2 separate regions of the Homo sapiens genome follow, and region 2 is linked to region 1. The links are chromatin loops, found by intact Hi-C in ENCODE. Cell type or tissue: prostate gland. All regions are shown on one strand. Links, peaks and the distances in the headings refer to the core of each region. The heading gives the core; the rest is flanking DNA. Region 1 overlaps APP (amyloid beta precursor protein). Region 2 overlaps APP (amyloid beta precursor protein).

Region 1 (16,532 bases), core at 4,832-8,831:
GCCAGCTTTACCTTCTGATAAGCTCTCAATTTAAGAAAGTACTTCTAATCCTGGCTTTATCTTTGGCTTGCTATCTTATTATGCACAGAGCATAATTGTAAGAAGGGAATAATATCTCTTGCTGTCTATTCACTAAGAATAGTGTGAGGACAGGGCTCTTAAAAACATGAAGAGATGGGCACTATTGTATAGATATAGAGATTTGATGAAATGTTAAAATGTTGGATGATTTTAAATGACAAGTGGAGTGGTGAGAAGTTTATTTTTAACCTTATGTGGATACCTTGGATATTTAGAAACATCGAAGTTTTAAGGAAGAACAAATATCTTGACTCCAAGAAAATGGTCATGTGATACTGTGGCATCTATTTGGTCTTCCTGATGTATATGTTTCCTGACATTTAGCTCCTAAAATCCTTGGAATCTCCAGTGCTAAGAAGGTCTTATATGCTAATGAGATGACTGGTGGCTGGGTAACCTACCATGTGATTAGAGGGTTAGGACTTTCAGTCACCCTCCCCAACCTCCAGGAGCTGAAGTTTGAGTTGATAAACTAATGATCAATGATACCTACATAATGAAGCTTTCTTAACAACCCTGAAGGACCGCGTTCTGGGAACTTCCAGATAGCTGAACACATGGAGGTTCCTGGAGGGTTGGATGTCAGGAAAGGGCATGGAATCTCGTTTTCTCTTCAGCCGCACCTCACCCCGTGCATCTCTTCCATCTGGCTGTTCATCTGTGTGTCCTTTGTAATATCCTTTAAAATAAATGGGTGAATGTAAGCAAGTATTTCTCTTAGTTCTCTGAAGGTGCTCCAGCAATGAATCAAAACGAAGTAAGGGGTCTGGGGAATGGTAGCCAGTTGGTCAGAAGCACAGGCTACAACCTGGGGCTTGTGATTGACATCTGAAGTTGGGGGAGTTTTGTGGTACTGAGCCCTCAGCCTGTGGGATGTGTAATCTCCAAGTACAGTGTCAGAATCCAGTTGAATTAGAGGACACTCAGCTGGCATCCATTATTGGCATGCAGTATTCCTTGTCATGAGCCTGGGCAACATAGGGAGACCTCATCTCTACAAATATAGCTGGGAGTGGTGGTGTGCACCTGTGGTTCCAGCTACTCAGGAGGCTGAGTGGGAAGATCGCTTGAGTCCAGGAGGCAAACATTGCTTCTCCTCCAAATGCTGTACTTTAACATGTTTGGAAACTCCTGCAAAGGAATTTCAACATAAGCGAAGTCAATGGGTTATAAAGGACTGAATGCCATTTTGTAAATGTCAGAAATCAAAGTCACAACCAAGTTAAGTTCTAGATTAGGGCCAGGAAGAGAAATGTATTATCTGGTCAACCATATCAAATCTGTATTTTGGTGGAAGAGCATTTTCTTATATTGGTTCTGATTGGTTTGATACGGACAGGGAACTGTTTTCTTTATTCCAGTTATTTGTTTTGTTTTGTTTCTGAGACAGAGTCTCGCTCTGTCGCCCAGGCTGGAGTGCAGTGGTGCGATCTCGGCTCACTGCAACCTCTGCCCCTCAGGTTCAAGCGATTCTCCTGCCTCAGCCTCCCGAGTAGCTGGGATTACAAGCGTGCTGTAGTTTTTGTATTTTTAGTAGAGATGAGGTTTCACCATCTTGGCCAGGCTGGTCTTCAACTCCTGACCTCATGATCCCACCCGCCTCGGCCTCCCAAAGTGCTGGGATTACAGGCATGAGCCACCGCGCCCGGCCTATTCTAGTTGTTAATCAGTTAACATAGCCAAAAGATATAGAATAAGATTGTAGACTGAATCCATAGTCTAATGATTTGTCTTCCTAGTAATTGTGAATAATTCAGACATTCAAAATTAGTCTGGCATCATACAAACATTAGACTAGTCCTAAAATGAGGATATTGGCAAGTGTGTTAATAAAAATTGCATATGCAGTATTAATAGGTTCCTTACGTAGGCTGCCGATTACTCAGGAACTGTCAGATGTTTTGTTTTGTTTTGTCTTTGAGAGATGGGGCAGGGTTTTACTCTGCTGGAGTGCAGTGGCACAATCTTGGCTGACTGCAGCCTTGACCTGCTGGGCTCAAGCGATCCTCCCTCCACAGCCTCCTAAGTAGCTGGGACTACAGGCATGCACCACCATGCCCAGCTAATTTTTGTATCTTTTTTTAGAGACGGGGTTTTGCCATGTTGCCCAGGCTGGTCTCCAACTCCTGAGCTCAGGGATCTACCCACCCATGCCTCCCTAAGTGCTGTGATTACAGGCATGAGCCACTGTGCCCAGCCCCCAGATTTTTAATCTTCTCTTTGACATTGAGTTTCAGAAATGAAGTATAAATGGTGAATTTTTAGTGTAGAATATGATGCACTAGGAAGATCACTTACCCGTTTATTCACTTTCTTAGACCATGTCAACCCGATTCTGAATTTAGGGTTCTGTTGTGATGGTGTTCTTTAGAAGTGATTTTAACACTCAAAATACTATAGTCTGTAACATAATTTACTGATTTTTTAATTTTTGCAAACTAAGTTGAAGTAATCAAGTATTTATGAGTTCTTTGGGTGAGACCATCTGTCAAAGAATTCTGGGCTTAATGGAGATACATATATGTTGTGAATACTAAACAGATATCCAAGTAATAAAGCAGAAATCATATGCTGTGTAACAGAAATGTAAAGTTCTGAATTAGTTCACGAGTAGGAGAGAAACTTTTTTTTAAAGGTAGAGGAGAACTAAAAGTAATTTCTTAAAAGAGTGCCTATTTTACATCTTGAATATTAAAAGTCTAATTCAGTGCCTTGGGATCTTGTTCTTTTTGTAGATTTTGATTTGAATGAACTTCAGTTTGCTGAAATGTCTAATGGGTGCAAAGTACAGATTTAATTATAAGGTTGAGCTAAAATCAGAATTTAAGCATATGGCATATATAATACCAATTTAATCTTTCCCCCTTAAATTTAGTTATTTTTAGTGAGTCCCAAACACCATATTTGAGACATCACTTTTTTCTTTTTTAAAGAGATAGGGTCTCCCTATGTGAGGCTGGAGTGCAGTAGCTATTCACAGGCTCGATCATAGCAAACTACAGCCTTGAACTCCTGGCCCCAGTGAGTGTAATGTCTCACCATGCCAAAGTACTTTTATCTTAAATTGCTTATTTTTTTGTTTATTTTTTTAACTGACTCTGTTTACAAAATTAACCTTTTATCTAGTGACAGCTAGATTGTATCACATTTGTCATCTATGGACAACTGATTTTTAGTTGTTTAATATGGTAAGTTTATTATTGTTTTTCCTTATTTAAGAAAACAGGATCTGAGTGAAAAAAAAAAAAATCTTAATTCAACTATCACGATTCCAGTAGGAAGTAGACAGACATTCATCTGTATACATTAGGTGTCAAAGTAGAGTTTTGTGGTTTATCATTCTGAAGATTTGAGATTCAAGACATGACTATCTTTCAGTCATATTGTGCAATAGATAACATATAATGTTTCTCACTGATGAGAACAGTTGGTTAGATCTCTCAGATGACTTGAATTAGGTATTAGTTCAAGTCAGTTGTCAGTAAGTTTGGCTTTATCGTTCAGAGGAGCTTCTTATGACTGGACATTTCTCAAGTATTGCCGTATTGGTCATTTGGCTATCAATGCTTAAATTATACTCAGTATAGTATAAATTTTCTTATTTCCCTTATTTAAGCATGCCTCCATTACACTGTTGTTGTCTCTAATAAGAGTTTAATAATCTTTGTTTTGGCTTAGTAAAAAGAGCCAACAAATATATGAGTGACTGACTGAGTGTATTGCTCTATGCGCAATTGTCTTAAAGGAAAAACGTTTATAGAATCACTGTGAACAATAAAATGGTTGCATTTCGCTGGAAAACCTCGGTGCTCCTTTGGTAAATAATGAAGTGTTTTGTTTTACGGGCCTTTTCACTACTTCATTGACAACAGACCTTTTTTTTTAAATTAATTAATTAATTTATTTATTTATTTATTTATTTTTTGAGGTGGCGTTTCGCTCTTGTTACCTGGGCCGGAGTGCAGTGGTGCGATCTTGGCTCACCGCAACCTCCGCCTCCTGGGTTCAAGCGATTCTCCTGCCTCAGCCTCCTGAGTAGCTGGGATTACGGGTGAGTGCCACCACGCCCAGCTAATTTTATATTTTTAGTAGAGAAGGGGTTTCTCCATGTTGGTCAGGCTGGTCTCGAACTCCCGACCTCACGTGATCCACCTGCCTCGGCCTCCCAAAGTGCTGGGATTACAGGCGGGAGCCACTGCATCTGACCAACAACATATATTTATATTACCCAGTAATAGGCATAGTCTAAGGAAGATAATAGAATTTATTCTTAGTAGTGAACTCTTTGGCTTTTGAAGCAGAATTTTTTTTTCTTTGTTCTTTTCTGTGATAGTAAGGAAGGAAGGAAGGGAAGGCTACTACTAAAAATATAAATTGCTAAATAGAAGTCAAGTCTCTGGGTGTTGAAGCTCACATATTGGTGCTGTCCAGACCTGACGCATCTAGAAACAGGAATTTGCCCTTAGCGTAAGCTTAGCCAAATGGTTGAGTCATTTCTAAGTATTTTAACATTATAGAATGCCTTAGGAAATGTCATGAATATCTAAAACAGGTCTTCTTGAGGATTTTATTAGTTTCTTAAAACATGGAAAGGAACTTGATTCTCAGTGCTGGTACCTAAAATTCAAAGACATTAGTTGTGAGTTGCTGTGCTCCTCAGCTCTAAGCCACAGTTGTCATGGCCAAGCCTGTCTCCTTATGGAGAGTGGCCTTGCTGTTTCCTGCAGAGCTTCTCTTGTGCCTGGCTTGTGCCTGGAAGTCAGCGTGTCACCACTTCAGAGAGACACTATAGAAGCTTGGTGATCTTCAAACAAGAACTTAAAACAAAGAAGTTTTCTTTCACAGATATCTTAAAACTTGTAGCTAAATAAAACGTGAATAACTGTGAGAGCCTCATTACAGCAATTTTTAAAAAAGCAGTACATGTTTTGTTGTATCTTAAACATCACAGAATGGTATTGTGTGTCCAGTTTTGTTTGTAAAATGTAACCTTCGTGTGAATGACCATCTATTCCTTTCTTTTTGGAAGGTTAGTTTGTCAGCTGTTGTGTGATGCTCAACATTTTATGTAATGACATTTAGCACAACGTTTCAATATAACATCTCAGGAAAACATTTAAGAAATAGTGAAGTTCTCTGGGTATTACATTAATCATATTAATTACCTGTTGCTTTTAATTTATCACCGTATCACCCTAATATCACAAGGCATGTGTAGTACTATTTTGTAAAGATTTTCTAAAGACCTTCCCTCTATAGGAAGGAAAATTTAATTCAGAAATTGGGCTGAACTCTCTTTCACTTGTGTGAAAATGGGAAAATTAGAAGTAATTTGTATTTTTTATTGTGAAATCAGTGTAGGAACCTGTGCTCGTATCATGGAAACAACAGCACTAATGTTTTTCTCCCCTCGGGTGTGGGCTTTGCTGCAGATATCCATGTCTTCTACTTTTTCTGTTCTTAGTTCTTATTCACTTATTGTCTATACTTCGTGTCACTTTATTGAATTTCACAAATGCAATTTAGGAATCCAGGGATGTGATAAAATTTGTGCATCTGCTTGTCATTAGCCATCTCACGTTTATATCGCTAAGTGAAAATTTAACTTAGTTTGGAACAAACCACCATGATTTAGTTCACCTGTATAGTTTAAAAGACCTAAGACCTGAAATTTTTTTTTTTTTTTGAAACGGAGTCTCACTCTGTCACCCAGGCTGGAATACATGGTGTGATCTCAGCTCACTGCAACCTCTGCCTCCCGGGTTCAAGCAATTCTCTGCTTCAGCCTCCTGAGTAGCTGGGATTACAGGCAGCTGCCACCACGCATGGCTAATTTTTGTATTTTTAGTAGAGACGGGGTTTCACCATCTTGGCCAGGCTGGTCTTGAACTCCTAACCTCATGATCCACCTGCCTCGGCTTCCCAAAGTGCTGGGATTACAGGCGTGAGCCATGGTGCCTGTCCAAGACCTGGAATTTTACACTGCATTGGGACCTTATAAAATTCTTGACTTGTACCCTTTTGGCATTTTCTGAATGCTCATGATTTGCTTCTGAAATATTTTAGGCCTTTGGAAACACTCCTTCATTCTAATCCTCTCTTTTCTTGCTCTCAATTCTTCATGTCATGTAATTATTTTGCCTAGAGCCAAATCTGATGTGTTATTATAATCATCATTTCTGCAGGAGCTTGGTAACACTCCTGCTTTTGTTCCCTTTAAGGCTTCTTTTGGTTTTGTTTATTTTGTTTCACTCAGAATGATCTGGTTAAGTTTTGCTTGATCATCCATTTCAAATCTCTTAGTACATTTTTCAAATTCAGTTCCAAGCATGTTAAATGTGTCACAATGGAAGTGGCCCACGGTCAAATACATTTTGGGAAACCTTGGTTTTAAAAAAGTTAAACTGACTTCATTATTACGGTTTTTTTTTTCAAAAGCCTCCAGTATCCATCTTGAATGATCCATTTCCCATATGTGTTTTATGACAGAATTCTCCCCACTCCCAGGTAATAACTGTTGACATTTTCTGAAAACTGTTTTTGAGAACACTGAATTAGATATGAAATGAGGCATTTATTCATACTTCGAAACGAATGTCTTAAACCTCACTGGGCCATTTTGAGTATACATTACTAGTGATATATTTAATAACTTAGTGGTATAAGCATGCAATAACAAATTTCTTACACAAGAGAAGTTCTGTGTAGAAACAAATTTAATACTGTGGCTAAAGAAATGAACCAAAAAAATTTAATATCTTGAAATTTGCTTCTTAGCTCTGTTTAGAATCATTGTGATTCACGGATAGTAAATTGTCAGAGTGGACTTCATGAACCTTATATCAGACATTCTGAAAAGAGCTAAAATTGCCATTAAACTGCATGAGTTAAAATATCTTAGATAGTTTAAAAATACTATGTAGACTTGGTGAGTCAGATCTGCCACACTGAGCGTGTAGCTGGGGTTGACGACACACGTGTTGCAGTGTCGTTACCAGTTTGTCTCTTTTAGAGACAACTTGGCAGGCAGACGTCTTGCAGATAAACAAGGAAAGATTGTCTATTTTAAATGGCATAAGACATTCTTTAAACCAGTGTGTCATATGTGGTTATATAGTCAGCATTTTCTTTAGTGCAGGAAATCCTCTCTCAGGGTTCCTGAATAAATAGCAGGTATCTTTGTAGGGATAGCTCGCAGGAGATTTCAAATGCTGTGTATTCATCAGTTCAGGCTCCCCAGATGTCTTACGAACGTGCTCATTTTAGTTTTCTTTTCTTTTCCCTCTTCCTGCTAGATACAAGTTGAGACAATATGATTAGCTCTTAAAGTGCTTACTCTCCATTTTATGTATATTACTGCATTTTAATCCTCATAATATCCTGTGAGGTGGGATGTTACTATGTCCATTTGAGAGATAAAGGAAATCAAGAGGTAAAGTTAACTGGCTTTCTCCAAACAGCTGGTAATTACTAAATACAGAATTGACTTTTGCCTTTTGATTCCAAAGATCATATTGGTACTTTCATGTGTGGGTCCCTTCAGCCAGTTCCTACAGTGACCCTGACCCAGCTGTAAGTCCCCTGAGGTCTCTAGAGATATAGACAGTGATGGATTAGACCCTGTTCATAGTTGCAGATACAAGACATAGAGAGGTTTCTAGCAATAATTTTTTTAGTTATATATTTTCATAGGGCTTTTGATTTATGTAACCTATTAGTATATATTTGTTATTCCAGTAGAGTTAATACATTATTCAAAGAGATTCCAGTTTTTAAGCCTTTTCTCCGTTTGTCTAAGTTGTTCATTATGAAATGATTGGCTAGAATTTGAAAGTCTTTACCTACAGAGAGATTCTGACTGGCTTGCTTGGTCTTGGAACCCTAGTTATGAGTGCATTGTCTTGCTTCCTGGTGAACTTTGCCCAGAAATAGTTACCACCTCATTTTTTTTTTTTAAATGAAAGCTGGATAATTAACCCTCAAGATTTCTTAATTAAAAGATTACTATTATAAATTGACCCACAGGGAGTTAATACAATAAAATTATTTTTGATCATTTTATATGAAATAATTATGGGGCAATCTTCTGTAATCTTGAGTTGAAGGGGTTATCTTGCTTAATGTTAATAACTTTTGATACACCAACTACCTTTTAAAAATTAACGTTTTTTTTTTTTGCTTCTGTGGAAGGGAGGCTGTATTTTGTAGGATTTACAGTTTACATAGTTATTGTTTTATATGATGTCAGTTGGATTAATTATGTTTTGAGTGGAAACTCTGTTTGGTTCAACCAATATTTGAATGCTAATTTTGTTCTGTGAACAAATAGAAATACAGAGAACAGTAAGACATGACTCTTTCCCCCTAAGTAAAGGCTTAGGTTGGAGTTTTCAACCTGGGAATTACTGACATTTTGAGCCAAATAATTGTTTATGTTGGGTGGGGGAGGGCCTACAGCGGAGGCTGCCTGTACATTGTAGGATGTTTAGTAACATCCCTAGCTTCTACCTACTAGATAGATGCCAGTAGCACCACCCAAGTCGTGACAATCATCTTTGCCAAGAACTTTGAACCTCTACCTAGAAACAGTTCATAGGGCTCAAAAAGCAAAGTGGCCTAGGACCCATGTAGTTAACAAGCTTACCCTGTTGGAGAACCACTGCATAGCTGAACAACATGGGTGAGACTAGTGTCAGGGTAAAGGAGCTCTTGACTGGAGATTGGCCGTACACAGAAAACAAAGTGAGTGTTATGGATATTTGGGGATTTACCTTCATTAGGGCACAGTTGGTTAGCGTTAGGTGTACACCAACATTATTCCCTCTTTAGAAACAGCCATGCACGTAACATTTTAGCACATCTGAAGAGGCACTTCTATTCTAATTACCTAAAATTCTTATTATCTAGAATTACATGCTATGAACAACAGCAGTAAAGTCAGAAGCCAGAATCTATGTGATGTTATCTGTTTTGCGATCACAGTTGTGTTCTTCTCTTAGTTTATTTGAACAAGTTTGTGAAAAAATTTTTGTGCTTATGTAAATACTCTTTGCTTAGATTTTTTGGTAGAATGTAAATCTTTCCCACACAGTGCAATACCCCTCCTGCCCAAGGGCGAGATATAGATTGTACAGTTTGTTATTTCTGTGTTTTAGGGCTTATTCCTCTGTAGACATGTCAAAAAGACATCCGTCGGGGGTAAGGAATGCATTAGCAATTCAAGCTGATAATCTGCATGGTGAGAGTCCAGATAATTTTTTCCCCAGGTCACATAGGCAGCTCTGCACAAGTCTGTTAAACATATGCTAGTTTTGAAAATTAAAATAAGTTCCCATCACTCAAGGCAATGAAACGTAGATGAATTGCTCTGCCAGATTGACTCTTAGAACTCCTGATGTGATGTGGGGCTAGACAGAATGGGATGTTTGCTAATAAATCAGGGAGGTAGTGATTGTTTTCCTTCTTTTTCTCCCCCACCCCCGTCAGGACAAACTCACATTCTGTAGCCTGGTGCACTCTAATAATGCCTGTTGACCTTGGCCATGAAAGCACTCTAGACTCACCCCCTAAACACCGCACCGAATGTGCTCATCCTTGAAATTTACAAGCCTTAGAATCTTCCCTACCTCCACTCCTGTTTACTGCCTCCTGTTACTCCTGGTGCTTCCAGTCAGACCGTAGTCTTGGCTGTGCAGTACCTTTAGGAGCCCTCAAAAATGTTTAATTTCTTTTAAAATCAGAAGGAAAAATAAAGAACAAGATAATAATCATGAATATACAATAATGAATCCAGCCTGACTTAGAGTTGTCTTTATACCAATCAACAGAGCCCTAAAATATAGCTTTTAATGTTTTTTTAAGAGAGAAAGAGGCCCACGAAAGTTGTCCTGGGGCCCCCGCATCCTCCTCATACACTGGTGGGATGCTGCTCTTGCTTGCTTTGGAATGTGGCAGCAGCTCCCAGTGACTTCACACGTTTATTACAAATTCAAGGTCATTTGGACGCTAGCCTTGTGCTACCTTTCATGCTTCCTGTCCGACCCATACTCAGCCTGGGCATGTTTTCTGCTCTGATCTTTGGTCTGCCTTCCTTCTCCTTCTCCAAGTCAAACCAGTCACTCTTTCCTGAGAGCTCTTCGGTGTACCCTTGCCAGACCTCTGCATTAACACTCCAGCACCTTTGGTTAGCCAATTTGGCCTTATTTGTGTCTCCACCATTGGATTATCTGTCCATCAAGGTCAGGAATGTTTTCGGGTTACCCCACTGTCCCCAACTTTGAATATGTTCACTGCCTGGAAAATGTTTATCTGAATATAAGGCATCAAGCCAGAACTTGCCCAAAACTTAACCTAGGACTCAAACAGCTTTGAAATCTTATCTGTGTAGAGTGGGAACGGCATGTGTTTGATAACCATCAGCATTTGCTGTTTTGCTTAGCCATCAACAATCCGTTTCTATCTCTTCCTCATAGTATTTTCAGCTGTATTTTTGTACAGCAGTCATTCACGTTAGGTGTTAGGTTACACTGAAATCTCTGACAACCAGTTCTGTGCTACTGAAGGCTTTTAGCAGCAGGATTAAAAAAATAGTTGATTGCACATTCGAAGTCTCACTGCTCACACTGTTTATGTAATTCTTGGAGTCCAGTTAGATCATCTGATTTTTAAAATGTTGCCTGAATTACAAAGGAGTTCAGGAATGTGTTATCAAAGAATTAGGAAATTAACATTGAAATTTATTGAGCAACATAGCTAATAGGTTGTCTTGCTTTTTAAGCCTTCTTGTTTTCTAGGAGGAGCCTGAAGTCCGTGGACAAGTTGAACTGTAGCTGGTATTTAGGAATTGGTAAAGACAGAGGTGTGGATGCTATGTTTTCTTTTCTCTGTTAGGAAATTACTCTCCTGGTGCCACAATAAAAAATTTCACAGGTATCTAAAGTGGAATTTATTTTGTATTGTTCCACACCTTTGTCAATAATTACATTTTCTACCTTCTAGTTTATTACTGTTATTATTTTTCATGCCAGGTGTTTCTTAATTGTTGGCATAAGTATTTATTGAATGCTTATATGTGGGAGTGAGAGAGTCAGGCCAGTGCTAAAGAGTAGGGAATAACCCCTAGACAGTGAAGTAACTTTTGTCTTGTTTGCACATTAAAAAAAAAAAAAGATTAGGAATCCTTGCTCTATATACTAGAAATGTTTGATGTTCTCTTTTCTTCTCTTCAAACAGAGAAAACTTAGATGAATACTTATAGGCTCTACTGTCAACTAACTGCACCCTCCTAATATTGGCGTCTGCATATTTTTACCATTGTCAATATCAGATTGCCTCTGATGTTGTGTCACTGAAACTGATAGTAACATTACATCCAAGAGTAAGACTGCAGTGTGATTTTTGGCTCTTGGTCTTCTGTTCTTTCGGCAACAATTTTTTATAAATATAGTCAAGAAAATAGAAATAAGAGTCTTCACTGCTACCTCCCCTTCAGAATTATTTTCTCCTAGTATTGTGGTTCCTGATAGCCTTTATTCCTATAGAAATGGCAATTCGAAAAATTCCTTCTGTGAATCTGAGGGCTCTACAAAGGGAGAGCTTCTTTGATAGTGCTTTGGTGTAAGTTATTTAAGAAGGACAATCTACCCAGGCTTATCAAGCAAATAACCTGGAATTTAAACCTGGAGTATTCTTTAGTGTTCCAAGTCTGCAGGAAAAGAAGTAATCTTGGCTTAAACTAAATAAGTTAACAGAATACAATTTGAACAATGAACAAGAATGCTGTTTGAAAATTATCTTGGGTTTTTATGTCAAGTTAATATTCTCACTGAATTTCTATTATGTTTGTAAAGCAGCTTTCTCCTAGACCAAAAATCCTAGTAATAAAACCACAACAGTATGAGAGTTATAAGCACACAGTAAAGGCTGATGAGTAAATGTTATGACACTTTGAAAGGAAATAAACCAGACGATATAATGTAAATATCCTTTGTGCTTATCAAAAATAAGTGACTTCATGTTCTGTTCCTGCAATATTTCTGTAAATCTGCTAAAAATAGAAAGGTAAAGGTCTAAGATCATAAATCTCTGATGCCCTTTCCTTAAAAGTAAGGAATTCTTGTCTTGGATTCTTATATAATATACTTATTTATAATCTCACTTGTTCTGATTGCAGGTGGCCTCTTACTATCTTTACATCCATGTGAATGTGTGTGCTTTGATGTGTACATATGAGAGACAAGAACAAAAGTAAATGTCAAATATCCGAATTCCTGTTTCAGTGAGCTTTCACGGAGTAAATTCTTTTTGTCTACTTGCCTGTGATCTCTTCTAATATGACTTGCGTTAATGACCTTTAAGAAATCTTTTAATAAAATAAAAAATTTTATTAAAATCTTTTAATAAAAAAATTTTATTAAAATCTTCTAATAAAAAATTTTATTAAAATCTTCTTCATACGTGTTACTTGAATTTACTCATGGCAAGGACCAGTTAGTACCATTTTATGAAATCACAAGCTCATGGGCTTGTGATAAAACATATAAGTGCTTTAAATTTGGCATTGGTAACGGCAGGCCGACTCACTTGAAAAATGCTCTGAACTGCTCTGCCTCATGCTGGTGGGAAGTCAGATGGAAATGACTTTCTAGAGAGTTTAGCTGGCCTCCAAGCTTAGTGGGTACTCACTCTCCTTATCCCCCGATAGCTGCTCTGAGATTTTAATGCACATTGAAGACAATATGATAACTTAACCTGGAAAATTAGCATTTTGGTAAGGGTCTTTAACTTCATTAGTATTTTCATACCACTTTGGTATTAGAAATTGTAAAGATATTAAAGGGTATGGACAATGTGGAATGTATGTACCAGACTCAGCAGTGTATACTGACTCCCTCACTATAGCCCAGAACTGGAAATCCCGCTAACTACCTCTCCCCATCCTAGCCTGAATTGCCCTCTCCACCTATGTTGGTTTTACAATGGCCTGACGCCTGAAAGCTGGTAGAAACTGTATAGGAAAATAGGGTTGGGATAAATTTCTGGGCTGACAAAGGATAGAGGAATATGCTTCTTTTTCCCCTTGTCCAAGTATATCAGCAACTCTAAGATGCAGATTTATCAGTATGGCTCTACTGGGCATGTTCTAGTTAAATGGTAGACCCACTACCTCTTCTGGAATCTTGTTTTCCATTATATTCCCACCTGCAGCTTTTCAAAGACTTATTCTCTTCTCTAATGGTCTCTTGGTTCTTTTTTTTGCCCATGCTCTACGTTCCGAGTGGGTCAACATTGCAGTGGGTCAATGAGAAGAAATAGAGGGGAAAAATAAAAGAACCAGAAAGAAACCTGTTAAGTTTGCACTTACTTGTGCATTAAGCATATTAGCGTAAGCCTTAAACTCTAGAAAACTCACTGTAGTGCTGTAAAGTACCACTGATAAAGTAAAAGTTCATTTTTATGCTGTGTCGTTATTTAGTGATGAATATGATATTGCATAAAAGATGAGGATCTGTAAGGCCAGGCGCGGTGGCTCACGAGGTCAGGAGTTCGAGATCAGCCTGACCAACATGATGAAACCCCATCTCTACTAAAAATACAAAAATTAGCCGGGTGTGGTGACGCGCGCCTGTAATCCCAGCTACTCAGGAGGCTGAGGCAGGAGAATCGCTTGAACCAGGGAAGTGGAGGTTGCAGTGAGCTGAGATCACGCTACTGCACTCCAGCCTGGGCGACAGAGTGAGACTCCGTCTCCAAAAAAAAAAGATGAGGATCTGTGTATAACTGCCAGGTGTTGTGTGAGGTACCATGAATAACCTGGCAATATCCTAACTGTGCAGGTATGAGGAGTGACCCCCAGGAATATAATTGCAATTAAACTTGCAAATTATGTGGGGATACTCTATTTCAGGGCAATAAAATAAATTATGTCTAGAGCTCATAACTCTTACACATATTTGGCTAGGTCTATGCAGCAAAACCCAGGTGATAACTGAGGCTTTAACTTTGGGATTTGTTTGGTGCTGACTCTGCCACATGGTGAAATTTGGTAGGATCTCAGTGCGAGTGTCACATGATCAGTCTGCTTGACCCAACATGCCAGAATTCCATTTCTCAGCCCACTCTCTTCTCTGCATACATACCTACCTCCCGGAGAGGGCTGGGCGGGAGCCTACGTGTGGCAAGAGCCCTCACTGCTTTTGTTACACAGATTTCAACACATATGGCTTGATGGAGTGTGATTGCAGTAGCATGAATGTTTGGTGATGAAATTTGCATGTCCTTTGCTGGGAGAAGTATAATTATAAGATTTTTGTATTCACATAGCCACATGTGAGGTATGAGCAGGAACGGGGTCTATTTAATAGCATTAGATTGCTTTCAGATTTGAAATATTTCCTTTTAGAAATATATTGTGTAAACAAAATATGTTTAATTTTTTTTAAAAACTATGCCTTTGTACAAATTGTTTATCATTTGCAGAGGTCTAAAAAATGTAGGAGAAAAGAAGCTCACAAAATCAATCAGATCTAAAGATTGCAAAGATTGATTACCATCTCCTTAAAAGCTTCAGTACATGTGTTTACAGTATCATTCTATTTGCCTCTGCTCAGATTCTTTCCAATTCTAGGACAACCCAAAGTGTATAGATCATAAGCCATAACTGATCCTACCTTACATAATACATTAAATATAAAATATTTATGGCCAGGCATGGTGACCAGTTCTGTAATCCCAGCACTTTAGGAGACCAAGGCAGGAGGAACACTTGAGGCCAGGAAGTTGAGACCAGCCTCGGCAACATACTGAGACCTTGTCTCTACAGAAAAATTAGCCAGGTATGGTGGTATGGGCCTGTACTCCCAGCTGCCTAAAAAAAGGCAACTTGAGAAAGTTTCTACCTTCTGAAACAATCTATGCCTTGATTCTATCACTTAGTATTTTAGTTATTCCTATCAAATACATGACTGTGTTAATTTCTTTTGCCACAAAAATGCTGCAAAGCCACAAACTCACTCCAAAATTTAGTGGCTTAGAACAATAACCATTTATTATAGCCCACAAGCTCAAGGGTCAGCTGATCCCGGCTTAGCTTGGCTACATTTGATATAAAACAGTAGAAATTTAGAAATTGAATATATGTAGAATATCTCTTGTACCAAAAATGAAGAGGAATAATAGATTTTGATTTTTCTTTGTTGTATTCTGTGCTGGGTGCTAATCTGTCCTAGCTGTCAGAACAAGTAGAAGCCATACTGGAAAATCATTTATTTGTTACTATCAAATTTATTTCAGTGAATGCCATTCAAACCACTCTCTCTGAGGAGCCCAGTTACCAAGTCCTCCACCTTGTTAGCAACATGGACTTAAATGCACTAATTCTAGAATGAGATCTTAGCAAAGTACCAGCATTTGAGATTTGTGCAAATTGAGCTCTTAAACTGTGTGTATATGTGTGTGTGTGTGTGTGTGTTCATTCTAGCACTCCCACTACATACCATACAAGTAGCTGTATAGCAGGTATATATACATGTGTATATGTACATAGGTAGGTATATGTCAACTGTTGAAAAACTAGAAAATACACATTAAATAAAGTAAGGGTTGATAAACATTAGTAGTTGGAACATTGGGAGATTTGGACTTCTACTTTGCAGATTCAGTTGGCTGCATTAGATTTAAGGAAAGAACTAACTTTGGAGAAATTTGTGTTTGCATTTCAGGAGAGATTTCTTAAAGAGGAAACTACCAGAGGTTAGTAGATATTAACATCTAGTGATTTAAATTTGAGAAATGCAAATTAGACATTTAAGCTGTGGGTTTGCTTCCCGTTTTACTTGCTCTAAAAGTAATTTTTTTAAAAGCCAGTAACAAAGACATGCAAAATAGTACTGCCATGGGGGAAAAATTACTTGAAAATAATATTCAAGATTGAAGAATTAAAAAAGCTTGACATCTAGTACCAGGAATGCCAGCTGGCTTGTTCTGTCAAAAAGCAAGCATGTGCTTTGGAATAACACTCTTGAGTAGACTCTAGGCGGGTTTTGAGCCCTTCTGATTATCTAAATAGATGTGGAAGTGACTTATCTTGGTTTTTCTGAGTCAAATGAGATAATGAGCAAAGGCCTTAGTAGGTCTTTGATTTTTGCCTCTAACCCTTTTTCTATCTGCATGTTCACAAGGTCAAGGCTGATGAGATATGGCAATATTGAGAGAGTCAGAATAGGATAAAGATCTCAAATACTATATATATATTTTTTTTTCATTTTTTTTTCCCTTTGGTGACTGTATGAGACATGTCAGTAAAACTTTAAAGACAGGCCAGGCGTTGTGGCTCATGCGTATAATCCCAGCACTTTGGGAGGCCGAGGCGGGCAGATCACTTGAGGTCAGGAGTGGCAACATGGCAAAAACCCGTCTCTACTAAAAAATACAAAAATTAGCCAGGCGTAGTG
Region 2 (16,532 bases), core at 9,588-13,587, 63 kb after region 1:
TGCTATATCTCAACTTCACAAGATGTTTGCTTTTTCTTGGCTATAACCTAAGATTATACAAATATAAAATTACCTTTATGCCCATTTGATAGACTTTAGGGCTGAATTTCCCTGTGTAAGATGTTGTAGAGGTTTGTACTTGTGATTGTTTTTACTCTAGAAGCATGTTTATCTTCACTCCTTTAGTGACACGTGTTTGTTCAGGAACTTCAAACTCAATGTGATCAAAACTAGACTCATGTTCCCTGAATAGTCTCTCCTGACTACAAATCTGTTGGAAACTTCCAATCCTAATTAATAATTGTAAACTTTTTAATGTAAGTCATATGAGGGGTTGTTGTGAGCATAGGAGGTAGGGAGATGGTAGTGTGAGCTGGAGCATATGGTAAAAGTTGTTTGAAAGAAAGTAGACCCATGATGTGGATCCTGAGGGATACGTAAAGAAAATGAAGAGGTGTAGATTTAAAAATGTTTATGGGGCCTGGGCGTGGTAGCTCACACCTGTAATCCCAGCACTTTGGGAGGCCGAGGTGGGCAGATCACCTGAGGTTAGGAGTTGGAGACCAGCCTGGCCAACATAGTGAAACCCCGTCTCTACTAAAAGTACAAAAATTAGCCAGGCATGGTGATGGGCGCCTGTAATCCCAGCTACTCAGGAGGCTGAGGCAGGAGAATCACTTGAAACCGGGAAGCGGAGATTGCAGTGAGCCGAGATCGCGCCACTGCACGCCAGCCTGGATGACAAGAGCGAAACTCCGTCTCAAAAAAAATTAAACAATAAATAAATAAATATATTCATGGGGATGTTCCAGGGAAAGTAGTTTGTGTTGGTAGCCTTGAGAAATAATAATAGAAAATTAGAATAGAACTAAGTTGGTTCATTAAAGTTGGAACACTTGTAGAGATTTTTGATTTGGACAGACATTAATTCATTTGATTATTTCTCTTATTCGATGTCCAGAAAAATATCTGTACATTCAATGTGGTTTTATTTGTACTGCACATGTCATTAATAGGCTAAAGTTACCTCTAAGATACCTGCTTTCTTAGTCCTTGTTACGCTGTAAATTCTGGGCATCAGGATATAGCTTTTTATTATGTTAGCTCTTTTAATAGATGATACAATTGGATTGGGGAAAAAACTGATTATACTCTGGAGTAATACTTTCATAGCCTGTAGTATCCTGCAAATAGCTCCTGGTCATCTTCGAATTTTACTAGCAAACTTGTAGGGTAATAGGTTGGGACAAAGTATTATAATCAGTGGCTTTGAGGGCCTGATAAGAGGAAACAATAATTGTGCAGCTATATTGTGAATAAGTAGTGCATGATGCTGATGGTTAACCCTTTCCTGCGGTGCTCAAACATTGGGAAATAATTGCTTTTTGTTCAAAATGTAAGCTCTTCGATAATTGAGACTTTTGTCAATTCACTGAAATATTCCCAGAGCTTGAACATGTCTGGTACATAGTACATATTTAATAAATATATAGATTTAATGAATGAATTGAGGATGTAGCCAAATATTGGAAAAGGAAAGGGAAAAGAAAGAATAGCCCAAACATTAGAAAGACAGAAGATGTGGAGCAGCAATTTCACATGCCTAAAAGAATTTCTGAGATTATGGCAAAATCATTTACTTTACTTACTCCTTATTGATCAACAAAGGAAGAGCAGGTTTTATGTAACAACCAAGAAGTAACATAGGGATCTCAGAAGAGAAGAAACCAAGTGTCTTTGGATCTTAATAAAAAGAACATTCAACTCCAGAAATAGGGTTAAACCTATCCTACACATGTCTAGTAAAAAGTCAGTGTATCAGAGGCATCTGTGTTTAGAGATAAAACATACCATTAGATTCATTTATAATAGTTTCATTGTCCTTAGTTTTTAAGGCTAATGATAAAGATTTTTTTTTTTTTGTGAGACACAGTCTCTCTGTCACCCAGGCTGGAGTGCAGTGACGCAATCTCTGCTCACTGCAACCTCCGCCTCCCGGGTTCAAGCGATTCTCTTGCCTCAGCCACCCAAGTAGCTAGGACTACAGGCACACGCCATCATGCCTGGCTAATTTTTGTATTTTTAGTAGAGAGGGGGTTTCACCATGTTGCCCACGATGGTCTCGATCTCCTGACCTCAACAGATCTGCCCGCCTCGGCCTAGTGCTGGAATTACAGGCGTGAGCCACCACGCCTGGCCTTAAGAATTAATTTTCACAGAAATCTGCTTCTAAATATTATTCAGTGATAATAGATTTTAGAAATTTCAGATTCTTATGTTGTACCTTAAAGGTTAGGATACTATTTATAAATGCTAAACATGAACTCCTGTCATCCTATTTTAATGTCTTTATTAAGTGATTACATGAATGTGGCGTTTCAGTAGGTGTTTGGTGTATTAATAGATGTAGGTACTCCCCTCTTAAACCTTTAAGTATTTTCATGCCATGAAAAATTTGGGGGGCATTCTCTTTATTTATTGATTAGGTACCTGTATTTTCAAGAATATTACTCAGCTTCAGTTCCCCCAAATCTTTTTTAGTGTTAACTACCTTCCGAGAACGTGGTATAACATTTTAAAATATATTTTTTGAAGGTTTGGATGTCACTGAAGATCCCCCTATTTATTGGATGGTATCTTTATCAGCTGGGAAGATAATTAGTTTCCCAATGTTGCTATATTTTTATGAATAGGTCCTGTAGCTCTTGCTTTCTTGAAAGCTTAGAATTGATTGTAAGCCATGGACTAATGATATTCTCCAAGCATATTTAACATGAATAGGCTCATGTTCAGTATGTCAAGAAGTTACCCTGTTGTACTATTTAAATAATTTGAGCTTAGTTTTCTTTTTCCACCTTTGTTCTAAATTCTTAGGTGAGTCTGAATTCCTGGGCATCTGTGCACACAGCTTCTTCAGTAGGTCCTTTACTCTCATTGTATCTGATCTTTGACTTCATAAAGACCCTTGGCCTACTGACCCTGTATTTAATTTCACATCTCAATAGTATTTAGCCTTCTCATATTTTTCCTCTTCTTTAGAGCTCCCTGATCCCTCACTCCAGTCATTCAACTCTGTGTATTCCTTTAACTTCCACCCTCGCTCTGTCTCTTCACAGATATGCTTCTTTATATGGTAGTCAGAAGTTCCTGTGTGATCTTCGTAACCTCCAGTTCCCTCCACAGTCACCTGTTATCAGGCATCTGTTCCTTGAGCTCCAGGGAATGAGCTCTTTGCTATCATTCTGGTTGTCGGACTCACTGGGCACTGTTGTGTCCTCCACAGTCTCTCAGTGGCATCGGTTGATGGGTGCATTCTCCCCACACTGATGTCATTCTGCTGCTTCTGATTTTCTTTCTGCTGTCCTCCATTTTCCTTTCAGGCTCCCTTCCCCGTCCTCCCCGCGCCACCTTTTGCAATATTTAGGATTCAGAAATTCCAAATATTGCAAAATATTTAGAATCAGAATTCAGAAATTCTAAATATCAGTGTTTAATAGGAGTACCCTGGGGTTGTCCATTTTCTCACACAACACATACTTGCTAGGAGATCTCATAAGTGCAGTGGTTTTTCAGAGGCCTGCATTGATGATTCCTGAGTCATTATGTCCAGGCCAGGCCTCATACATACTATTTACTGGTTCTCTTTCTGCGGGTGCTCCACCAAGAATTCAGACTCAATGGAATATTTCTTCTAAGATGTACACCAGTTCCTTATCAAAAAATGGCAAATTCAGACTTCTTAGGTTAAACAGAGAACTCGTGAACATGGCATATGTCTGTTATTCCATTTTTCTCTGTTGGCTTATTGCTGAGTACCATTTGGGATAAAAATCTGTTTCAGGCAAAGGATAGGATTGTTTTCAGCTTTTATTAAATTCTCCTAGACCCTTGATTTTATGCAGAGAACTAATTAAATTTGAATGAATTTAATGTAGAAACCCTGCTATTGATGCAGAAATCAACCTGATTCTGGACTAGCACCAGAATCAACTATTTTTGTTGTTTTTGCTTTCTTTTTTTTTGCTTTTGCTTTCTCTGCCGGTAAATAACAACTAGTATGTAAGAATCAAATGAATCAAGCATAAATCCCTAGGAAATATTTATGCATTCATTTTTAACAATTTAAAGATGTGAAGATATATAATTAAGCATAATCCTCTCAAAGTTTGACGTTGAAAAGTATTTCAGATACTTCAACTTAAATATATTTTTTGCAAAATATCTTTTTTAAAAAAACAGATGTGGTCTCAGCAATGTAATTATTACAGTGTGAGGAGAGCTTACAGTTGTACCAAAATTTATAACTAGGAAGAAGAGAATGTGAAATAATCCGGAAACCTACAAAACTGTCCTATACAGGAATACCAATTAAACAGCTACTAAAAATGAGTGTAAAATGACAATATGGCTTTATCAAGTGCTTAGGGTCTGGAAAAATGCACATATTGCCTGTTATTTATTGTTATACTTAATGAATGTTCTTTTGCACGTGAGAACTGTTATAAAAGATGTCTTTTGTACATACTTGGTACACCAGTTGGCTTTTTAACCCATTAGCTGTTTTCCCCCAAAGGTGGCCTACTCTAGATGACGTTAAAAATACACATTTTCCAGGGACTTATATAAATAGTCAACTGCCCTATTATGGAAACTTAAAAGCGAAGGCCCTGAAATATCCAGACAGTTTGAACATAAACCAAAAATGAAGTGAATCTCTAGAATTGCTGTGTAATAGCGTGAGTGGGGAGGGGGTCCCTCAAGAGAGGGAACTGACCTTTTTCTTCCTCGTGGGTGACCTTGAGTACACACTTTATTTAGTCATTAAAAGGGTCACCTGAAGCTTAGAGAATGAAGATCCTACAGCCTGTTAATTTTATCATTGTTAGAAACTCTCTGCCTTTGGCCTGAAAATGGTAAATCACCTTTCTTAGAAGATTCTCATATCCAGATATTCTTACCAAATCAGAATCTTTTCCAGCATTTTCTTCAAAAAACCACAGTTCTGGGTTAAAACACAGCAGATCCTAACTGTAATTTTCCTTTCATGTACATTTTAGTCATCTTTATAATTTTAAATGAAAGACAGGAACTACATTATTTGAAATAAGGGTTAACCCCCTCTAATTATAAGCATTAATCACACACAGTTTTCTCATTTCTAAATGTTAAATATAAAATGGGAGCTATCTCTTCAGACACTTTTCTGTTGCCTTCTGTGTGCGGCAGGACCTTACTTTTAAGCTTAGTTTGATTTAAAGGCTGAGTTTCTGCTTGCTTGGAATGCTTGCTCTTCAAAATATTTGCTCCCTGGAGAGGGAAACTGAAGATGGAGCTTTCACGTGACTTTGGATTGCTGACCTGGAAGACGTTTGGGGTAATAGGATGGGCTAGGGCATGGTTCCACTGCTTTCTGTTTGAGTGGGGTCAGGAAAGGAAGGCGGGGCTCGCTGTGTGCAAACAGGAAAACATAGTCTGAAGATGTTTGAAGCCTGAGTGCACTTTCATTTGATGCCTTGCTTTATTGCTTAAGAGAATTTTAAACTGCCGAATCCGCAAATGTGCTGCAGCCTATAATGACACATATTTAAATGATTTTTGCATCTAAACAAATGCATTCACTCTTTGCCTGGTGTGTACAATTTGAATGACACTCGTGCTCTGCCTGGAAGGAACAGACGTTTTTCATTATAAAATTCAGTCAAGCAGAAAAGTAGCAAAGGAAGCAGAAATTTCCATTTACATCTATGATTGAAGTTGTAGTGATAAAAGAGGATGACTAAGTTGAAGAGTAGCCTTGTTCTCATTCTGCTATCTGACATGGGATCTTGTCACTTTGGTAATAGTTTTTAAACTTACATTATTGAGGAAGGCTCTGATCAGAAGTCTCAAATTATACATGTTCTTCAACCTTAGATTTTTCTGGGTGTTTTGTTTCAAAAGTCTCAAATTATATATGTTCTTCAACCTTAGATTTTTCTGGGTGTTTTGTTTGGTTTTTTGGTTATCTATAGATAGATTTGAGTATCTCTTTTTTTCTTAAAATCCGTTACTTACTAGTAATAAAGACTTAAGTGGTAGCTTTACGCTCCATTATCACAGAGATTCACAGTACTTTTTAGTTTTTACTTGTGAGCCTCAGCAGGTGTAGACAGATACCTTAGTTGCCACTGATAACATCCAGTTGCCACTAGATCAAGAAATGGTTCAAAATTCTCCAGGGGCATTTTCTGCTAAAGAAGAGTTGGTGATCTTCCTTTTGGAAGCCTTAATGTACTTAAACCTTCTTCCTTAGAAGTCCAGAAATTCAATTATTTCAGCTCTCTGTGGAGTGATAAGTCCTGCCAAATTGATTTACAATAATGAAACTAAGCCTTGTTTACAAATCTAAGTGGTGATTTCTAAGTCCACAGAGGCGTGGTAACAGAGAGAGAGATTCTGATTTATCTGGGGGTCTATCCGTGTTTGAACAGATTGTGTGATTTTTGAAACATGATTCAAAAGGGATGTTGATAAATTCTAAAATACATTTTTATTGAAGAGCTTGATGAATCATGTATACTTACTTTATTTGTTATTCTATTAGATATTGTCTTCCTCATCCCTAGGTGGTGTTGCTAGTACAGTGACAGAATTCAAATCCTTCTTTTTCCTCTGCTCTAACAGAGCTTTGTGAACTCATAGCAATATTGTAATGCCTGGTAAAAGGTGGTGCCAGTTTCAAGTACTATATCCTAATTACTTCATGGCTAACTCTTGTTATTGTTAACAATATTGTTAACTCTTTTGTTAAATGCAGTGACATCTTTTTTCTTTCTCATTCTCTGTGTACTTTTTGCCCTAAATAGTTCTGCATCTTTTAAGATACAAGTTTGCTTTTTCTTGGAGGTTTTTATTTGGAAAATGCCTGAAATATATAGACCAACATTTGTTCCTCCAATGGTTAAATTACATTGTCTCCCAAAGTGAGGCATTTTAAGTCTGGACTATACCCAGGAGAATCTAAAAGAGGCAGTTAATAAGCTCTTGAAGAGCACAGTGGGGTGGTTGTGTATTTATTGAGTCTCACACTTAGGAGAGAAATAGGCTGGACCAAATGAGCCTGGGCATCAAAAGCATGTGGGTGGTCGTTGGTGATATGTGCAGTGATGAGTGTGTGTGCTGAGGGTCCTAGACCAGGCTGGCAGGGAAATGAACTGAAGGCAGTGAAGCCTCCCCTGATAACTGCAGAGAGTGCTGCAGCATCCAGGACCTCAGGATCATGATGAACAAGCTGTAGTGGATGGAAGGGAGAGGAACTATGGGAAGGATGAGTTTCTGGCCAGAAAGTGGTTTACTGGAGTGCTGTGTCTGAGTATTACATGATCTGAGGACCATGAGGTCCAGCTTTGGGAGTATGGAGAGTTTGAGTGGAGTAGAGTTATAGTCCCATGGTCTTCTGATTCACAGACATTCATGAGCGATAAGTATCTATTGAGAAAGTGGAAGCATGATTTTTATGACCTCCTCTTGTTGTGGGGAAATCGATCAACGGGGCCTATATTGGTTGGGTTCTACAACCAAATAGAATGTGTTCAGCAGGAGTCATGTTTTGGGCTCCTCACAATGTTCAGTGTTAGTTCTGTTCCTTTCTCTTGCTTCCACATAGGAAAGACTTTGACCCAATGAGGAATTAGTCATTGTCCTTTGGGTACACTTCCGGAATTTGATAATCAGTTGGGCACTTGATTCTAGTACATTTGCTAAAAGTAATTAATACCCTGCAATTGGAAGCATGCAGCAAGCGACTGGGAATGCTAAGTGAAAGGTCAGAATTGAAAGAGTGGAGGAGGCTGTTGACCCTTAGGCATGGATGATATGTCTGAGTGAGAAAGCAAGAAGAGTAGAAGACAGAGCCTTACTTTATAATCAGAATTATGAAAAGAGGAGCCAATGAGAGGGAAAGAATGATTGGCTTGAGATAGATTGGTGGAAACTGGAGAAGATTGAATTTAAAGAAGAAAAGTGGGCCAAGTTCAGTGGCCCATGCCTAGAATCCCAGCAAATTGGGAGGCTGAAGCTAGGAGAGTTGCTTGAGGCCAGGAGTTTGAGATCAGCTTGGGCAACGTGGCGAGACCCCTGTCTCTACAAAAAATAATTAAAAAAAAAATTAGCCAGGCATGTTGGCATGTGCCGGTAGTCCCGGCTACTTGGAAGGCTGAGACAGGAAGGTTGTCTGAGCCCAGGAGGCTGCAGTGAGCTATGATCACAGCACTGCACTCCAGCCTGGTTGACAGAGGGTATCCCCGTCTCTTTAAAAAAAAAAAAAAAAAGAGAATGTGGCAGAGTAGTCAGAGAACTGGAGGGCTGAGAAGAGACTGATGGCATTTGTTGTTCTTGACCTTGAAAGAAGAGTTGCAGATTGTTGGAGCAAGGCCAGATGGTAATAGGTTGGAAAGAACAAGTGAGGGGCGTGAGAGTGACAGTCTACAACCCCGTTAAGAAGTTATCTGTGAAAATGCCTCTTCCTGTCTTGATTATAGCCTCCCTCGCACATGGCTTTCTGAGTATGGTATGTGAAAACAGCATGCTGTATATTTTTACCTTCCCATATGAGTTAAGGTTTTGGTAATGACTTGTGGTTCTTTTGCCTCACGGAACACCAACCTGGTTGGTATTTTGTCGGCAATTATGTGGTTTTTAAAAAGCCCCGTATATAACCTTAATTAATTGCGTCTCTAAAATCTATCAGGCTTTGAGTTTTTTGTTTTTTTTTTTTAAATAAGGCAGAAAGAAAGGAAAGTGTTAGGAGAAAGCAACCAGTGAGAATACCTATATTTTGAAGAAACAAAGTAGGGAATTTAGAATTATCTCTACTATATCTGCTTTTTCAGCTCATCTCTCGGGATACAGAGGACTGAACTAAGCTAAAGTAGGTTCAAGTCTAAAGGAAACCTTAAATTAATTTCTGTATTAGAATTAATCACACACCTATAAATACAATTTATGATATGAGAACTGCAACAAGAGAAATGGGGGGAGATGAGCAGTTTGCTGATCAATAGGGTTAATGATGGTAACATAGAATCCTAGTGATATGCCTCCCATTGACTAAAATGTATGCGTTAAGATAGCATAGCGCATAAAATGGTGTACTGCAGTCTCAGTGTATTCAAGCTTATTATGGTTTCTCTGCCTAGGTTTGTGTCTTTGGCTTTAGATTTTCTCCCATAACCCCAACCTGTCCACATTCAAGTCACTACTCCTTGAAATATATTATTGATCTCTAAAATCTGATGCTAAGTCTGTCTTGCCCAACGGTGGCCACTAGCCACCCATGGCCATTGAATATTTGAAACCTGGCTAGTCCAAACTATGCTGTGAGTATAAAAAACCCACCAGATATTAAAAAGTTAGTCTGGGAGAAAAAAACAAATGTAGAATGTCTTAATGATAATTATTTACATTGATTGCATGTTGAAATGATGAAATTTAGGATGTACTGGGTTAAAATATATTAATAAAATTAATTTTACCTGTTTCTTTTTACCTTTTTATGTTAATGTGGCTACAGGAAATTTTAAATTAGATATGTGGCCTCTATTATATTTCTGTGAGACAAAGCTGCTCCAAGCTGTTTTGGTCCAGAACTATATCTCGGTTCTTTTGTATCCTACATGGACCTGCATAGAATGGTATTTAGTAATACTCAGCAGTAGCAGAGATGATCTCTTATCAAATTATGTTAAGTTTTAATTTTTATTCTTGTCTCTCACCCTATGTGCACCTCTCTGGCCAGGAGGCATTTATCATATCACCTTTTAATATTTGGAAATCACTTGATCTGCTTGAGTCATTGTGTTGTTTTCAAATCTAGAACTCTTTCTACCTTATTTTGTAACTTCTATAATTAAACAAAAGGCGAACCAGGAGCAGCTTGGCTCTTAGGGATGTGTGAAAAGGCGCTCAGTCCTTAAGTTGGTGCCAAAAGTGACAAATCTATAGGATGAGATGCAGGTTTATGGAAGAGAAGCATGAAAATTTTTATTTTTTAAAAGGACACAGCAAGCTAGTCACCAAAAGACAGATACTTGATTCTACTTATATGCGGTACCTTTTTGAATTTGAAGAGTCAAATTCAAAAAGATGGAAAACAGAATGGTGGTTTCCAGGTTCTGGAGGTGGGGGAATGGGGAGTGGAGGTGGGGGAATGGGGAGTGGAGGTGGGGGAATGGGGAGTTGTTTAATGGTGTGCAGGGTTTTAGTTTAGCAAGATGAAAACAGTTCTGGAGATGGAAGGTAGTGATGGTTGTACAACGATATGAATCTACTTAACACTAAACTGTATAATTAAAAGTGGGTAAGCAAAGAGTGTCTTACAAAGCAATAACTTGTAACTTAAAATTTTTAAAAACCTTAATGAGATTAGTTGTAATGGGTTATCTTAAGTAGACCCTTACTGCCGGAAGGAACAGCTGAATCACATCACTTGGGAGCTTGTTAGAAAAGCAGACTCAGTCCCACCCTAGACTTGTCCAATCAAAACCTGCATTTTAACAAGGCCCCCAGGTGATTCATAGGCACTGTAAAGCTTGAGAAGCCCTGCTCCAAATATCATTTCTCAAAGTGTGATCCATGAGCCACCTGAAGCAGAGCCACCCTGGGAAGGTCTGTTTTCAGGCGCGTCCCAGAACACGTAAATCAGATCTAGGCTGTGGAGCTAGGGAGAAGATGAATCTGCAGACTGATCAGGATCCCAGGTGATTTTGAAGCATGGTTTGAGTTTGAAAACCCCTAATCTGGAAAGCTTTAACAACTATTACTCTTACAATTCCATCTTTTAACGAATGTTGGAATTATTAAATACTTGTAACAAGAAGTCCTGTTATTGATAAAATCAAGATATGACTAATAGTGCAGTCAAAAAGAGGCAACAAAAAAGCACCTATAACTTATCTTGGGTTGGTTAATGAGGAAGCTGTCATTCAAAATTAGTAAGACTACTGTAACATTTCTTGGGGTCCTGAACATTGGAATGAGAGTCGGTTTTCAGAGTTGAGCCCACCTCTGTCATTAGCTTTGTGCAAACCTCATCAGGCTCAAGATTCCTCATTTGTAAAGGGGAATGAATTCTCTGACCAGTTAGTTTACATTCCTAAGACAAGGTTAAATTTGGAAAGCAAAGAATTTTCGGTATATATGTGATAATTTTGAAATTCTTGAATTTTTAAAAAATTTAAATGCCACATTACTTATATTTTTTTCTAAAAAAAAGTCAAACCAAGCGCTGTCTAGTTATTAATAGATACCACAGATGAGATGCCTGAGTTGGTAAGCTCTTTTTAATTCTAGTTCTTTTCAACTACAATAATTTTATAGACTTTTTTTTGAAGGCTAGAATGTTGATGTGGAATCAAATAGGTATGCCTCTATGTATGGTAGATGCACCTGACAGGGATCACTTGACTTGAACATGCCCTGACAATGATCCTGTGTGGCAGGTGCACCTGATTCTGAGTTCTGAGTTAAGAAATCCGGGAGTGGGCCGGGCGGGGTGGCCGGTGCCTGTAATCCCAGCACTTTGGGAGGCCGAGGCAGGTGGATCATTTGAGGTCGGAAGTCCAAGACCAGCCTGGCCAATGTGGCAAAACCCCGTCTCTACTAAAAATACAAAAACCAGCTGGGCGTGGTGGCGCAGGCCTGTAGTCCCAGCTACTTTGGAGGCTGAGGCAGGAGAATTGCTTGAACCCGGGAGGTGGAGGTTGCAGTGAGCCAAGATCACGCCAGTGCACTCCAGCCTGGGCGACAGAATGAGACTCTGTTTCAAACAACAGCAACAACAAAACCCAAAACAAAAAAACAACAACAAAGAAATCCAGGAGTGGCTAACCCAGAGAGCCATTCCTTATCTGTAAGGAACATCTGAGCCCTCATCTCCTTCTGTGGAACATGGGCCTCGCCGGGGATTGAGACCCTTTGTTATGAGTTAAGTGGAAGTTGCCAGGTGGAGATTGTTAGGGGGAGGGTGTTAAATGAGAATGCTGTAGAGACCACATGCCTTTTGCAAGCGGCTGCGGTTCCTCTGTCCAACCCACCACCACTGGACTCTCTACCCTGTATGCAAGCCCCCAGTAAAACCCTATGAGACATACGGTTCACTAGCTCTGGGCCTCTTCTGGCTCTTGAACCTGGTGCCATCCACATTGCAGTCAGTAGGAGTTTGGCATGACACCTTATTATGTGAACTTTTATATCAAGCCATTAAATTTTTTTAAAATAGACTTTATATTTTACAACAGTTTTAAATTTACAGGAAAATTGAGAGGATAGTCCAGAGAGTTCCCATAGGCTTTGCATCCAGTTTTCCCTATTGTTAACATCTTATATTAATATGGTACATTTGTTGCAGTCAGTAAACCAATTTTGATACATGGTTATTAACTAAAGTCTATACTTTATTCAGATGTCCTTAGTTTTTGTCTAATGTCCTTTCTGTGTTCCAGGATGCCATCCAGGAAGGCGCATTATATTTAATTGTCAGGTCTCCATAGCCTCCTTTCCTCTTGGCTATGACAGTTTCTTTATACTTCTCTAGTTTTTTAATAACCTTAAAGGTTTTGTATTGGTCAGATAATTTGTAGGATTCCCCTCTGTGGGAATTTTCTCATGCTTTGCCTGGGGTTATTGGTTTTAAGAAGGAAGACCACAGAGGTAAAATGCCCATTTCATCACATCATATCAAGGGTACGTGTTTATCAACATGATACAGCCCTGTTGGCATTGACCTTGATCACCTGGCTCAGGTGGTGGTTGTTGAGTTTCTCCACTTGAAAATTACTCTTCTTCCCACTTTATGTGCTCTACTCTTTGGAAGGAAGTCAGTTTGCACAGCCCACAATTAAGGAGCAGAGAATTATGCTTCATTTTCTTGAGGGCAGAGTATCTACATAAATTATTTGGAATTCTTCTGCGCAGGAGATTTGTCTCTTTTTTCCTATTTATGTATTCATTCATTCAGTCATTTAGACTCATGGATATTTACATTGTACTTTGATTTCTAATCCAGCACTACTTCATAATTTTTATTGCTCAAATTATTCCGGCTTTAGCTATTAGAAGCCCTTTCACTTGGTTCCTATGCTCATTTGACATAGCCTCTTTTTTTTTTTTCTTACAAGATGCTGCAGTCTCATCTTGCATATTTTCAGCCCTAATCCTAGAATCAGCTGTTCCTCCAAGGAGCCCTTGTTCCTTTTATTGGAGAGTAATGTTATTGGAGAATAGTATTAAAATCTGGATGTTAAGGATGCTCGTTGCCACTGGAGTTTCTTTGCTTTTAAGACTTCTCAGTTGATAGAGCAAGGCAATGTATTTGTCCATGTTCACCCTTATGTTATGCAGATCTATAAATATTTCTATAGCTAACTAGTTGTATTTATATTAAGCTATAATATCTAGTCTATATTAAGCTAAATACAAGTTCATCCGGATGTTTCCTACTCTAACGTATTACCACATGGACACTATATCTCTCCTCCTTGGTTATGTATAAATTCTCACTCCATCCACCATCTATGTACTTAATTGTTCAGTTTCAGTATATGTGCGTAGCCGTATCAGAATTGTTAACCCAGGCTGGGTACAGTGGCTCATGCCTGTAATCCCAATACTTTGGGAGGCTGAGGCAGGTGGATTGCTTGAGCCCAGGAATTTGAGACCAGCCTGGGCAACATGGCATAACCCCATGTCTACTAAAAATACAAAAAAATTGCTGGTCATGGTAGCATGTGCCTGTAGTCCCAGCTACCCGAGAAGCTGAGGTGGGAGGATCACCTGAGCCCAGGAAGTCAAGGCTGCAGTGAGCTGTGATCGTGCCATTGCACTCCAGCCTGGGAGACAGAGTAAGACTCTTTCTTAAAAAAATAAAAAATAAAAAATATAAAAAAATTTGTTAACCCACACCTATATGGATCTTTTTAAAAGCTGCAAGACTGCTAACAAATATTTATTTATTTATTTATTTATTTATTTATTTGAGACAGAGTCTCCCTCTGTCACCCAGGCTGGAGTGCAATGACACAATCTCAGCCCACTGCAACCTCTGCTTCCCCGGCTCAGGCGATTCTCCTGCCCCAGCCTCCCGAGTAGCTAAGATTACAGGCACCCGCCACCATGCCCAGCTAATTTTGTATTTTTAGTAGAGACGGGGTTTCACCATGTTAGCCAGGCTGGTCTCGAACTCCTGACCTCAGGTGATCCACTTGCCTCGGCCTCCCAAATTGCTGGGATTATAGGTGTGAGCCACCATGCCTGGCCATAAATACTTATTTTGTTCCCGTGGTTTTTTTTTTCTTTTCTCTTTTTTAAAGTAAATCCTTTGCACTATTTTTATTATTTTAAGACCAGTGTTATTCAGAGCCTGGGTTAAACACTATTCTGTGTGTGTGTGTGTGTGTGTGTGTGTGTTTGTTTGTTTGTTTGTTTTTTGAGACAGAGTCTCGCTCTGTCACCCATGCTGGAGTGCAGTGGTGTGATCTTGGCTCACTGCAACCTCCGCCTCCCTGGTTCGGGAGATTCTTCGGCCTCAGCCTCCCGAGTAGCTGGGACTATAGGTGCGCGCCAACATGCTCAGCTAATTTTTGTATTTTTAGTAGAGACGGAGTGTCACCATATTGGCCAGGCTGGTTTCAAACTCCTGACCTTGTGATCCACCTCGGCCTCCCAAAGTGCTGGGATTACAGGCATGAGCCACCACTCCCGGCCAGCACTATTCTGTCTTATACTCACTCTGCCATCTGTGTGTGTATATGGTACGTATGTGAGGCTGGATCTGTGCACTTGGAAAAGTTGGAGAGATGATTTAGGTAAAACTTTTAGTTTTCACTTCTTTTGCCTTTTTGCTTATCTTGATCCATTTAGTTCCTACCATCTGGCAAATAGTTCTCATCTGAAGAATCCCATCTGTCAGTTCTCACTATTATCCGGTAATAGTTACAGTGAAATGCTGGTGACGGCAACAGCCACTTTTTAAAAGGATGTGTAATTCACCCTCATGTCCTCTTTGAGAACCCAGTAACTGCCCACACTCTGAAGCTAAAACCATAACAGTTTTATCACATGGAAAGTTTGTTGAGAAATGTTTGGCTGTTTCTGTGAAGTAATCGTCCCGTCTCTTGAGTACAGATGCCTCCCAGGAAAATTTTCCCAGCCTATTTGTTAATGTGAAAGTTACAAAAGATAGCATATAATGAGCACATTCAAGACAAAAAAATTTGTGGAGTAAGAGTCTGAAATGGTAAAATAAAAAATCACTTAAGAAAACATTTATCTGTAGCTGTCATTTTCATATACACATATCTAGTGTATACAAGTTAGTAAGTACATAATTCTCAAAAGTTCTACCTGTCTACACATCTACACAGAAAAATTAGGAAAGTCTTGTCCAGACTTTTCCATCATCTTCAGTATAAAGCATCTTCTAGCTGTTGGAATAGAAACAAGCTAGATTCTTGACTCCTTTCTATTTGATTATTTAGATCTGACCTTCAGACGACATCCAGAATCTGAGAACACGCACCACCTCTACTGCTCTCATCCTGGTCCAAGTCATTGTCATCTCCCACCTGGATTAATGCCAGAGCCCCCTTCCTGGTCTTCTCACTTCTAGTCTTGACCCCCTAGGGCAAGAATAATTAGCTTAGAAAACCACCCCAGAGCCTTCCAGCATTACTCTGAGTACTGGCCAGAGTTGGACAATGTTTAAGGCCCCGTGCAGTCAGCTGTCCCTGTCCTGTCCTGGCTGTCACTCACTCGCTTGCCCACTGATCTCTTCCACATCATTCCTCCACGACAGCACTGATCTCCTTGTTCTTCTGTGAGTTCACCAGGCATGCATCTGCCTCAAGACTTTGTGTAATACTTGTTGCTTCCTCTGGCTAGAATATTCTTCCCTTTGATTCTGAATACTTTGTTCCCTCACTTCCTCAAGTCTTCACTGAAATGTCATATTTTCAAGTAGGCATTCCCTGACCACCCTATTTAAAATTTCACCCCTCAGAAAAAACAAACAAACCACCCCTTTCTCTGCTTTATCTATGTAACATTTATTACCATCCAACAGACACTGTATTTTTATCTGTATTTTTTATCGCTTCCCCGCTAGGATCATATATCGTTTTATCTGTTTTGTTCACTGCTGTATTCTTAGCACTGAGACATAATTGTAAGTATGCAGTGAAGAGTTAGTGGATAAAGGACAGTGGCTGCAAGAGGGGATTTAGGAAACACCCCCTCCCAGCCAGGACCAGCACTCGGTGCAAGAGTTGAAAGAGTTGATCACTCAGATTCTCTGCTTCTCCAGTCGTAGGGACTCCACCCCGCTGTGTTGATTGCTGTCATGTATTCACCCCATCATAAGCAGTACTCACATGTAAAACAGTACCATGTCATCTCTGTGGGGCTACAAGTAGGTGGTGATGGTGCAATGAACATATAAAACCCCAGTGTCTTCAGTAGGTGCGAAATAGGTGATTAGTGAATGATGAAGAGTAGCTGTT

What was found. A loop is a pair of places that touch in the nucleus more often than their neighbours do. Peaks named below come from ENCODE experiments on the same cell type or tissue, not always from the same donor. Only the 100,000 strongest peaks of a DNase experiment are listed, where the experiment ranks them.
Region 2: a loop joins it to region 1, with 4 times the contacts of the local background. A loop is called at or near these places in 3 of 110 quality-filtered maps.

What each region holds. Positions count from the first base shown.
Region 1 is chr21:26,118,704-26,135,235 of GRCh38, reverse strand. All of the region lies in intron 1 of APP (amyloid beta precursor protein), which reads left to right. It overlaps LOC124900466 (a long non-coding RNA gene), which reads left to right. Exons shown (of 2, transcript XR_007067829.1): 2 at 12,254-12,530. Among named protein-coding and RNA genes, the nearest start is that of APP, 44 kb to the left of the region's middle. In prostate gland, for the core only: no CTCF peak of the experiment used is centred there; a DNase peak (open chromatin) is centred at 7,075; H3K4me3 peaks cover 471 bases; H3K27ac peaks cover 605 bases.
Region 2 is chr21:26,060,141-26,076,672 of GRCh38, reverse strand. The region is part of intron 3 of APP (amyloid beta precursor protein); the gene reads left to right. Among named protein-coding and RNA genes, the nearest start is that of APP, 100 kb to the left of the region's middle. In prostate gland, for the core only: no CTCF peak of the experiment used is centred there; no DNase peak of the experiment used is centred there.